2 separate regions of the Homo sapiens genome follow, and region 2 is linked to region 1. A link is a loop called in an ENCODE intact Hi-C map of the cell type or tissue named here. Cell type or tissue: GM12878. All regions are shown on one strand. Region 1 overlaps FAXC (failed axon connections homolog, metaxin like GST domain containing). Region 2 holds the start of COQ3 (coenzyme Q3, methyltransferase).

What was found. Peaks named below come from ENCODE experiments on the same cell type or tissue, not always from the same donor. Only the 100,000 strongest peaks of a DNase experiment are listed, where the experiment ranks them.
Region 2: a loop joins it to region 1, with 5 times the contacts of the local background. A loop is called at or near these places in 25 of 110 quality-filtered maps.

Annotation. Positions count from the first base shown.
Region 1 is chr6:99,328,083-99,333,082 of GRCh38, reverse strand. All of the region lies in intron 3 of FAXC (failed axon connections homolog, metaxin like GST domain containing), which reads left to right. Among named protein-coding and RNA genes, the nearest start is that of FAXC, 19 kb to the left of the region's middle. In GM12878, a CTCF peak has its summit at 2,806 (motif pointing left); a DNase peak (open chromatin) is centred at 2,742; H3K4me3 peaks cover 225 bases.
Region 2 is chr6:99,391,546-99,396,545 of GRCh38, reverse strand. It overlaps COQ3 (coenzyme Q3, methyltransferase), which reads left to right and starts at 2,351. Exons shown (of 7, transcript NM_017421.4): 1 at 2,351-2,472. The coding sequence starts at 2,367. RefSeq lists an enhancer at 2,456-3,095. In GM12878, no CTCF peak of the experiment used is centred here; a DNase peak (open chromatin) is centred at 2,375; H3K4me3 peaks cover 1,554 bases; H3K27ac peaks cover 594 bases.

The DNA.
Region 1 (5,000 bases):
TTTATCACAGAAGCAGTGATAAGAGAGTATGCCAACAAATGAGCATGACCGTGTTCTGCTAAAACTTTATTATGGGTACTGAAACTTGAATTTCATTTAATGTACCATATCCTTCTTTTGATTTTTTTCAACCATTTAACAATGTAAAAACTTCTTAGCCTGTGGACTATAATTTGATGGGCCTTGATCTAGACTAGAACTCACTGAGTTGAGGAAGATAGTTGAATTGATTGGACTCAGGGCTTTTTACCAATACTGTATAAACTGTTGAATTAAAATAATATTATGTCAGAGACTCAGAGGAGGGAATGGAAGACTAAGTCAAGATAGAATTCCTAGGGTCAATTGTCCATAGATAACAAGAGCTTCTGTATGTTCCAGAAGTAAAGCATACTACTCCTTTCTGGATTTTCTTTGGCTTGATTGCAAACTCCTAGTTTGTATTCCCCAAGTTTGAACCATCACACGAGTTGATGAGTTTTCCCTGTTCTGTTTTTTGTAGCCTTGAGCTGGCGGTGGTACCATGTGAGTTAAGAAGATATGGTTCTTGCTTTACAAACTCATTAGTCTATGGTTTTTGAAATTTTTCTTTCATCCATTTTCTGGAGTTTCTGCACCTTTCTCTACACCCCAGTAGATAGAGAAAGTTTCTCTTGATTTCTGCAAACTTTATCTTTTTCCAAAGATTGAATTAAGAGTTGTTAAGCCCATTGTTTTTGGCATTAATTGTTATCTGCAGGCAGATGCTGGCCCAGTAGCTTTTATTAAACCTCTCCCGCTGAGTGATATCCTCAATATGGGCTTGACTGGAGAAGGTTCTTTCTTCTCCTCCTCCCCTATTTCATTTATTCTACTCTCTTTCTAAATGGAGAACTTGCTGTTCCTATCTCTTGGATTTTAAGTGACCCTCTTCTTTTTCTCTTTTTACTTTTGATTCTTGCCCAGTTTATTCCAGGGCTGACCTAAGCTCCACTTCTACCCACCACTCCCTAAAGAGGTGATAGAGTAGGCAGCAAGGAGGGGGCTGGGGAGAGGCTGGAGACAGGGGTACAGATTAGTGTGGAAGTAATCAGACTCAGTGTTCATGGAATGAACCAGGTATTTTCCTTACAATAGTGGTAGGGAACTGTTGGGGCTCCCCTCCCAAGGTGTGCAGCAGTCACAGTCACAGGGAACCAGAATGCATGACTGCATCTGACATGCATAGCTTCCAGGAAAAACTTAGCTTCTGAGAAAGGCCTTGCGAAGAGCCCATCACACTTGCTTACTAGGCTCCAGTCAGTTCTGCTGCTGTGAAGGGAAAGGAAGGACCTGCACAAGGCCACGTGACCCATGTTCCTTCCCTCGACAGAGGCCCTCCAAGGCACTACCTCATTTGATTGATGGGCCCATTGATTGCCAGAGCTGTTGCTTTGTTAGCTGTCTGAAAAGCTGAAAGCCATACATTTTAGTTGTCACTTTGGCTACAACTCTTTGATTTCCATAATGGTTTAGAAAATATATATTCCCCTTAGAAAGTTTTTGACCCAGCAACATTTCCAACTACCACACATCACTATTTTTTGTTCTGTGTGTGCGTACATATCATTTTACATAACTTTACTCCTTGCTAAAAATTCATCCCTGCCCTGCCCTTTCCATCTCTTCCTTCACCAGCCCCGAGCTGATACTCCATGCGGGGTGGAGTGTGGGTGGGGTAAGGGATGGAGGTGAGAGTTGGGAAGTGGTACCCCGTGGGAAAAGATCTTAATTTTGTGGACTACAAATTTCCAAAGGCTTGGGGATCTGCTTGGGTCATATGTAGACTCTTCTAAGGACAATTTTATTTCTCTAATTCACTTTTTAATTTGAAAAATGTTGGAGGGGTTAGCTATTATTTCTTGCTTATGTCTTCTCAATGGTTAATTTGAGGAAAAAATAGTGAGGGTGGGAGGCAAGGTCTTGATTGAGATGCACATATCTAATAAACTTTCAAAGCAACACTGCTAATTCCCACAGTTCTATTTAGTCCCTAGTAGCAGAAGGAAAAACAAATCTGTTTCTTAAGGTTCTCAAGCCTTTAGCCAACTTCTTGCTTTGGGGAAAACCTGAAGAGACTTTTAGGAGAGCTCTAAATCCCAATGGAGAAAAGACCCTCCTTTCCCCATGCCCCAGGCAGAGAATCTTCAGATACTCTTCCCTCAGGCACCTCCCATCCTCTGCTCTTCTGGTTCCAAGGCCACACACAAAATGTCTACCTGTGGAAGCTGAGGCCCAGCATATAGGGATCTGACCAAAATTTGTAGGAAAATATTATAGGTATGAGCTTTCCGTGATATCTTGTTAAATTCTAACAGTCAGTGAGCTCCTAGGTTGTGTCTATACTCACATAGCCAGAAGAGGAAATTTAATAAGCCTACCTTGTTTGACTCAATTGATTCAATTATGTGGAGTTTTCATATGTTTATGTTGGCCTGAAACCTTAAAAACACCCCAGGCATGATTTTATGAAAAGCAAAGGCAATGGAAAGCTAGCATTGTTATATTACATCACATAATTCTGAAACTGTTTTAGGTCTATTCAAATAAACACACTCAGCTCTAAAGTGGCTTTTCTTCCACTTGAAATCTATACACTGATGTCCCCCTTGCATTATAAAAACTGTTACTGAAGATCAAGAACACAGTTTTTAAAAATCCCCTTTGTTGTACTGAATACATAAGTACAGAGAAGCTGGTGTAAAGGGAAGTCAACTTGACACGGGGTCAAATGACTGGAATGAAACTGATTTTGGGTGACACACACTGCAGCTTCTTCAGTGTGACATACTGCCCCCTTGTGGATGTCAGTGAGCGTCTTCAGAGTCTTTCAACCCCATATGGGTATCATTTTCAGACTATCTAGTTATTATAATATTTTCACCCATAAAAATATAGGCATTAGGGCCAGTCGTGGTGGCTCGTGCTTGTAATCTCAGCACTTTGTGAAGCTGAGGTAGGAGGATTGCTTGAGCCCAGGAGTTCGAGACCACCCTGGGCAACATGGCAAAACCCTCTCTCTACAAAACAGTCAGGTGTGGTGGCGACTGAGGCGGGAGGATCTTTTGAGCCCAGGAGTTCGAGGCTGCATTGAGCCGTGATCGCGCTACTGCACTACATCCTGGGCGACAGAGTGAGACCATGTCTCTAAAAAAAAATAACAAAAATTGTTCTAATGCCTGTGTGTATGTGTGCACGCGTGCACACATACACACAGGCATTAGAACAGTGAATTCAAACTTGCTTCTAGGTTGGCCATAATTTTACAATTTTGAGTGTAGTTCAGGAGATGGGGGAAGATGGGATAGTTTCATAAATTGACTTAACCAAGATCTTTTCTAAAAGCCAAGAGACTACTCTTTCTGTTTATAACTTTGTTCATATGTTCTCCTTTTCTTTCTTTTCTCCCCACCCCAGTTTTAGATGTAGCGAGGGCCCCTGTTTGGGGGAGTTGATGTAATGCTTGTGAAACTTGGTGAAACTACAGAAACATACCATATGCTCCTGTATTCTTGAGTAGATATTCAGAGTATAAGCAAAAGACAGCAAGGATGTAGCCCTATGCAGAGAAAGGCATTCTCATGAGTTGGAAGTCCAGGTGTTGATACTCAGTCATCAAATTGTAGTTTGTTATGGGTTCCCACTTATAAATATTCATTTCTATCACGGGCCAGGTATTAAGTTATAATGCATGATATCTTCATTAAAATACCAGGGGTCAGCTTCTCTTTGACCATTTTCTTGTTCACCTGTAAACATTTTTGAGCAGGTTTTGTTCCTCTGTTCTAAGATAGTCTTTTAAAAAATCTCTTTGACCCCATTTTTGCAGAAGAGATTAGATACATTCGTTGTGATAAGGAAAATTAGTATTTCAACTTCTTGAAATAGATCCTCAAAATGATAAGTTAATTGCTTAGCCTTGTCAGCTTTCCAAATTGACCCTCTCTGTCCTCTTCAGTTAATGATTCATGATTCCTTTTGCAGTGGGTCTCCTCCCAGTGGAGAGTGAAGAGCCATGGATTCCAAGAGAAAAGTGGCAGCCCCTTCTTCATTTTCCGTAGGCACATCTCTTTGTTCTCTTTTCCCATTTTTCTATTTAAGTATGTGTCATCTCTTAGAAACACTACTTAGCAGTAGCTGGCTCAAAAGCAAAGCCTTTTTTCATTTAATCAATAATTCATTATTTCTGCAAACTTAATGAATGAGTGTTAGTGGCCAGGATGGTATGTATACCTGTTATCAAGTGGCTCAAAGGCTGGAGGCAGACATCAAGGCTTTGTAATGGTTAATGCTGGGGGAGGGTTTGAAGAACCAAGAAAAGGCAGCCAGCTATCACTAGAGAGAAGGGGGGAAGGCTTTGCAGAGGAGGTATTGTCAAAACGGAATCCAAGGACAGTTGGGAGTGGCAGATGAAGGGGCTGGTGGTCGGGAAAGGTTAGGATGTCTAGGCAGAGGGAGCAACATCTGCACAAGTTTAGAGGCAAGAAGGAGGCATTTGGGGAGTATATTAGGCCGTTTGGGCTGTCATAACAGAATACTTTTGACTGGGTGGCTCATAAAGAGCAGAAGTTTATTTCTCACAGCTCCAGAGTCTGGCGAGTCCATGATCAAAGCATCAGTGGATTTGGTGTCTGGCGAGGGCCAGCTTCCTGACTCATAGATGGTCATCTTTCTCACTGTAACCTCATATGGTGGAAGGGCCAAGGCAGCTCTCTGGGGTCTCTTTTATAAGGGCACTCATCCCATTTATGAGGGCTCTGCCCTTATGACCTAATCATAATCCCAAAGGCCCCACCTCCACATACCAACACACTGGGGGTTAGGTTTCAACACATGAATTTTAGAGGGACATGAACGTTCAGTCTATAGCAGGGAGGTGCATGTAATTCTGTATGGCTTGTGCATGGGGTGCATGGGAGTCAGTGCTGGGAGATGGGGCCCAAGAAGGGCCAGGTCATAGAGGGGTTAGACTGTGGGGAGAG
Region 2 (5,000 bases), 63 kb before region 1:
ACCTTGGTTAAATCTGCCACATTCTGATTTTGGTAGAAGTTATGATAGAATTATTCTGAGTTACCAATTTATGTAAAATTTTTAAGTAAATGTGAAAACTTACCAGTTAAACTGAGTGGATGTAGTGGTATATCTCTTTTTTTTTTTTTTTTTTGAGACACAGTCTTGCTCTGTTGCCCAGGCTAGAGTGCAATGGCGTGATCTCAGCTTACTGCAACCTCCACCTCTCTTGTTCAAGCGATTCTCCTGCCTCAACCTCCCAAGTAGCTGGGATTACAGGATTCCATCACCACTCTCAGCTAGTTTTTGTACTTTTTGTAGTAGAGATGGGGTTTCACCATGTTGGCCAGGCTGGTCTTGAACTCCTGACCTCAGGTGATCCGCCCACCTCAGCCTCCCAAGGTGCTGGGATTACAGGTGTCAGCCTCCACGCCCAGCTGTATATCATTTCAAAGCTACAAGGGAGCACTTTACCCTTGGATGAAAAAAAAAATGTTTATAAAGTTGAATTACAAAACAGACATTAAGAGTTTTAGAGCAAAATAAATACGCAGACTTACGGGTGAGACCATAACAATAATAGTCTGGGGAAATATCTCCAACAATGGCCATATACTGCATTACAGCCATTACAACTTTCCAATACCACTTAGGCTTAAGGGTCATTGGGAAAGCCCTTTGTTGATGTTTGTAGCGAGAAATACTATGAGCTAGTTTTGCTTATTTGGGCCAGACCTGTTCTGGGTGTTCAAAAGACATACTTGTCAGCATAAAGCAAATCATTGATTCCCCTTCTTGTTAAAATGTAGTGGAAAGGCTCTGAAGCCCAGTGAAGTGTGGTACCTTCAAAGAAAGTACATATAAAGCTCCTAGAACTTTATTTAATTGTGCTTGCACTTTGCTTTTTCCTTGGATGTGTCACTCCAATAAATACAAGACGTGCTACATTTTCTTTTGTGCAGAGCTTTCTGCCTTCATGTGGAGAGAGGATCATGTATCTAAGGGTAGAGGAGCTCTGAAGAGGACATAGCAACTGAAAAGTGCGACCACCCTTAGGAGGAGGTCAATATTTTAGCTAAGAACCATGAATGAAAGACTATTGCTGTCTGGGTGAGGTGGCTCCCACCTGTAATCCCAGCACTTTGGGAGGCTGAGGCAGGCAGATCACCTGAGGTCAGGAGCTTGAGACCAGCCTGGCCAACATGGTGAAACCCTGACTGAAAATACAAAAATTAAGCCGGGAATGGCAGCATACACCTGTAATCCCAGCTACTTACGAGGCTGAGGCACGAAGAATCACCCGAGCCTGGGGGACGGAGGTTGCAATGAGCTGAGATCCTACCACTGCACTCCAGCCTGAGCAACCGAGTGAGGCTGTCTCAAAAAAAAAAGAAAAAAAAAGATTCCTGAGCGGTAAATTTCGCTAACTGAAAGAACCCTTTACCAATTTGACCCTACCTGTTGAAAATACAGAATAATTTTTTGTCTTCAATGTTGGAGATTCGTCATTGTTCTTACCCAAAGAAAGACTTTGTGCATTTAGACGTAAAATGTTACTGATCACTGTTCCTAGCTCTAAATGAAGTTTGCCTAGACTGAGCCACAGAAGCCTCCTACTACATGATGTATATACCCTGTACAAGATAATAGTCATTTGCAGAAAATAAGTTTTACATTTGGCCTTCTGGCCATCTGATATTTGAGTGCCTTGAAAGGGGAAACAATTCTTCCCTTGAGGAAGAAGTGCTCCCATACTCTTGCATTCTTAGCAGTAGGGTCAATGTCTTACAGGAATATAAAAGTCCTTGAAGAGACATCTGTTAAGTGTGAAATAGAGCTACATGGCAATAAAAGAAGACACAGCACGAAGTAATGGCCTGATTGAGGTCAACTTCGAACATGAGGTTTGAGGTGTCCTATAGCAATAAAGTATCTTCAAAGTTGTTTATGATAGTAAAAACATCTTGCAGTTTAATTCCATGTGCAATTTGCTAAATGAGCGTGAAAGTATAGCCATACATACATAACACTCAACAATACAATCATGAAAGTCGGCTGCAGGCCGGGCGCGGTGGCTCACGCCTGTAATCCCAGCCCTTTGGGAGGCCAAGGCGGGCGGATAACCTGAGGTCAGGAGTTCGAGACCAGCCAACATGGAGAATCGCTTGAACCCGGGCGGCGGAGATTGCAGTGATCCCAGAATCCGAGATGGGGACTGTACTCCAGCCTGGGCAACAGAACAGACTCTGCTAAAAAAAAAAAAAAAAAAAAAAGTCGGCTGCAGACGGCGAAAGTGATCTCGGAACCTTTATGTTGGGGATCTTTTTTCGGGAGGGACCGGAAAAGAGGTGGGATCGTTTGTCGCGATGTGGAGTGGCCGTAAGCTGGGCTCCTCCGGGGGTTGGTTTTTAAGAGTGCTGGGGCCTGGAGGCTGTAATACAAAAGCTGCGCGTCCCTTAATTTCCTCGGCGGGTGAGTGTGTGTGCGGAGGTCCTTCGCATGCAGTCAATTGCGAGCGCTGGCGTCTCTGCGCATGCGCCGGGGGTGGGGCGGTGGGTTGTCTCTGGACCTCGCGAGGGGTCAGCGCGAAACCTAAGGCTTGGTCCTGGCCCCATCTCTCTCCATTGTAAACCTCGCATAGTCCCGTTGGCGGACGCCGGGGAAAAGAGCTCAGGACCAGTGGTCCTGTCTGGAAAAGCGCAGGCCGCGGGTCTCTTGTGGCTGAGCTCCTTGCCCCAGGAGCCGGCGACCCGCTCTGCGTGTGCTGCAGTCTGAAGGTCATGCATCTTTCCTTTGCCGGGGCAGGAATAACTCACGCCTCGTAGTTATGCATAGCTTTGTATCTGTGTTTTGTTTGCACAAAGCTTGCTGTTTTTTTCAGAAAGAATTTAAGGCAGCTGTATTACTTTTTGATTAATAGGTTAATCCAACAGACTGCATTTGCAAATGAGATCAAGAAAATAATGCACTGCTCAGTGCTTGTAGACAGCAGTCTGATTTTCGAACTCTCAGTATTAAGTAGAAACTTAAGCTCATCTTTCACATGGAACTCTTAACAAATACTGTATGCCAGACACTGGTATGAGCACTGGGAATTTAAAAATGAATGACACCGCAAGGATCTCTTTAAAAATGTTAGGATAAACCTAAGATCAGGATATAATGAACAAAAAAATGGGGAATCTAACCGCCCATTAATAAAGGTTATTAGTTGGTACTATCATACAGTGAAAAATAGTACAGCCAATAAAAATGATTTAAATCTATTTGTACCCACATGGAAAAGTAGTAAGATATAGTGTTAAGAAAGTAAAGTTTCATTGTTTCCTGGAAGGAGCCAAAAAAAAAAAAAAGTTACAAATCAGTATGTATAGTGAACTTGGAGTTACAGGTGGAGATATATAGAGAAATTTTGCAGTGATTGCCTGTGGTAGAGTAGGTGATTTTCTATCATTTTATCCTTTATATACTTTTCTTTTTCTGAACTTTTTTTAGTAAACATGTGTCTTTTATAATCAAAAATTTAGAAAAGATATAATAAACCTAGTTCCAATTTTTGAGGGGTGAACATAGAAGGAGCATTTAATCCATATTTGGGATCAAGGAAACTTCTTGAATGGGATATTTAGAGAAATCTTGAAGGAGGTGGCCAGTTTTAGAAGCAGTTGGTCGAGACAGGCAGCTCACTTGAGGTCAAGTGTTCGAGACCAGCCTGGCCAACATGGTGAAACCCTATCTACTAAAAATACAAAATTAGCTGGGCGTGGCGGCAGGCGCCTGTAATCCCAGCTACTCGGGAGGCTGAGGCAGGAGAATCGCTTGAACCTGGGAGGCAGAGGTTGCAGTAAGCCAAGATCACACCATTGCACTCCAGCCTGAGCAACAGAGTGAGACTCTGTCTCAAAAAAAAAAAAAAGCAGTTGGAGAGGGGAAAGGACCAGCTCGAGAATCTGTGAGAAAGTTTGTGAGAAACTGCAAGGTTCCTTGAAAAGTAAAGTGTGTAGGTGGAGGGCAGAAGGTAAAGGCAGGGGGTGGCAAGGGATGAGGAAGAGGCCTTTTTGGCCATGACACATTCATGAAAGGCCATTTACACCTCCTGAGGTAGACTATCCCGCGGACAGTGGAAATCACTGAAGAAGCAACATGAACAGATTTATGTTTAAGAAATAACACTTGGCAGCTGTCTACATAGAATGTGGGATGGAGTCAGGCAAGTCTAGGCCCAGGAAGACCTTAGAGCAATCCAGACAGTAAATTATCATTGCTGGAAATAAAGTATTGGTAGGGTAAAAGTCTGTCACCTGTTTTATTCACCATCAGCATGGTGCCTGGTAGGTGCTGAATAAATGACTTTTCAATAAATAAAATGAAAAAAACCTTTTCCCATTCCTTTAAAATTTCAAATACCAGGATGATCACAGATTCAAGGTAGAGAAGGAATTGGTAGCATTCTGTTTAAATACAAACTCAATTACTCTCTTTCCGTTGTGGTAAGGTGGTAGAGTGGTTTTTATTTTTACTTTTTAGATTAATTAATTTTTTTTTTTGAGAAAAGGTCTTGCTCTGTATCCCAGGTTAGAGTGCAGTGGCATGACCACAGTTCACGGCAGCCTTGGCCTCCCTGGCTCAATTGGTCCTCCCACCTCAGCCTCCCAAGTAGCTGGGACTACAGGCAGGCACCACAATGCATGGCTAATTTTTATATTTTTAGTAGAGAAGGGGTTTCACCACATTGTCCAGGCTGGTCTTGAACTCCTGGGCTCAAGCAGGCCGCCCACCTTGGTCTCCCAAAGTGATGGGATTACAGGCATTGAGCCACTGCGTCTGGCCTAAGATGATTTTTAAACCTCTTGAGAATTGTAGCAATACTGATGACTTAGGGATTCATTTTCCAGAAATAGAGGAGGTAAGAGAGAGATCAAGGGTTGTCTGTCCGTAAAAGCAGATATTGTTAAAATTTCTAAGGCTTAGTTTCATAATAGTAATACCTTATATGTCGT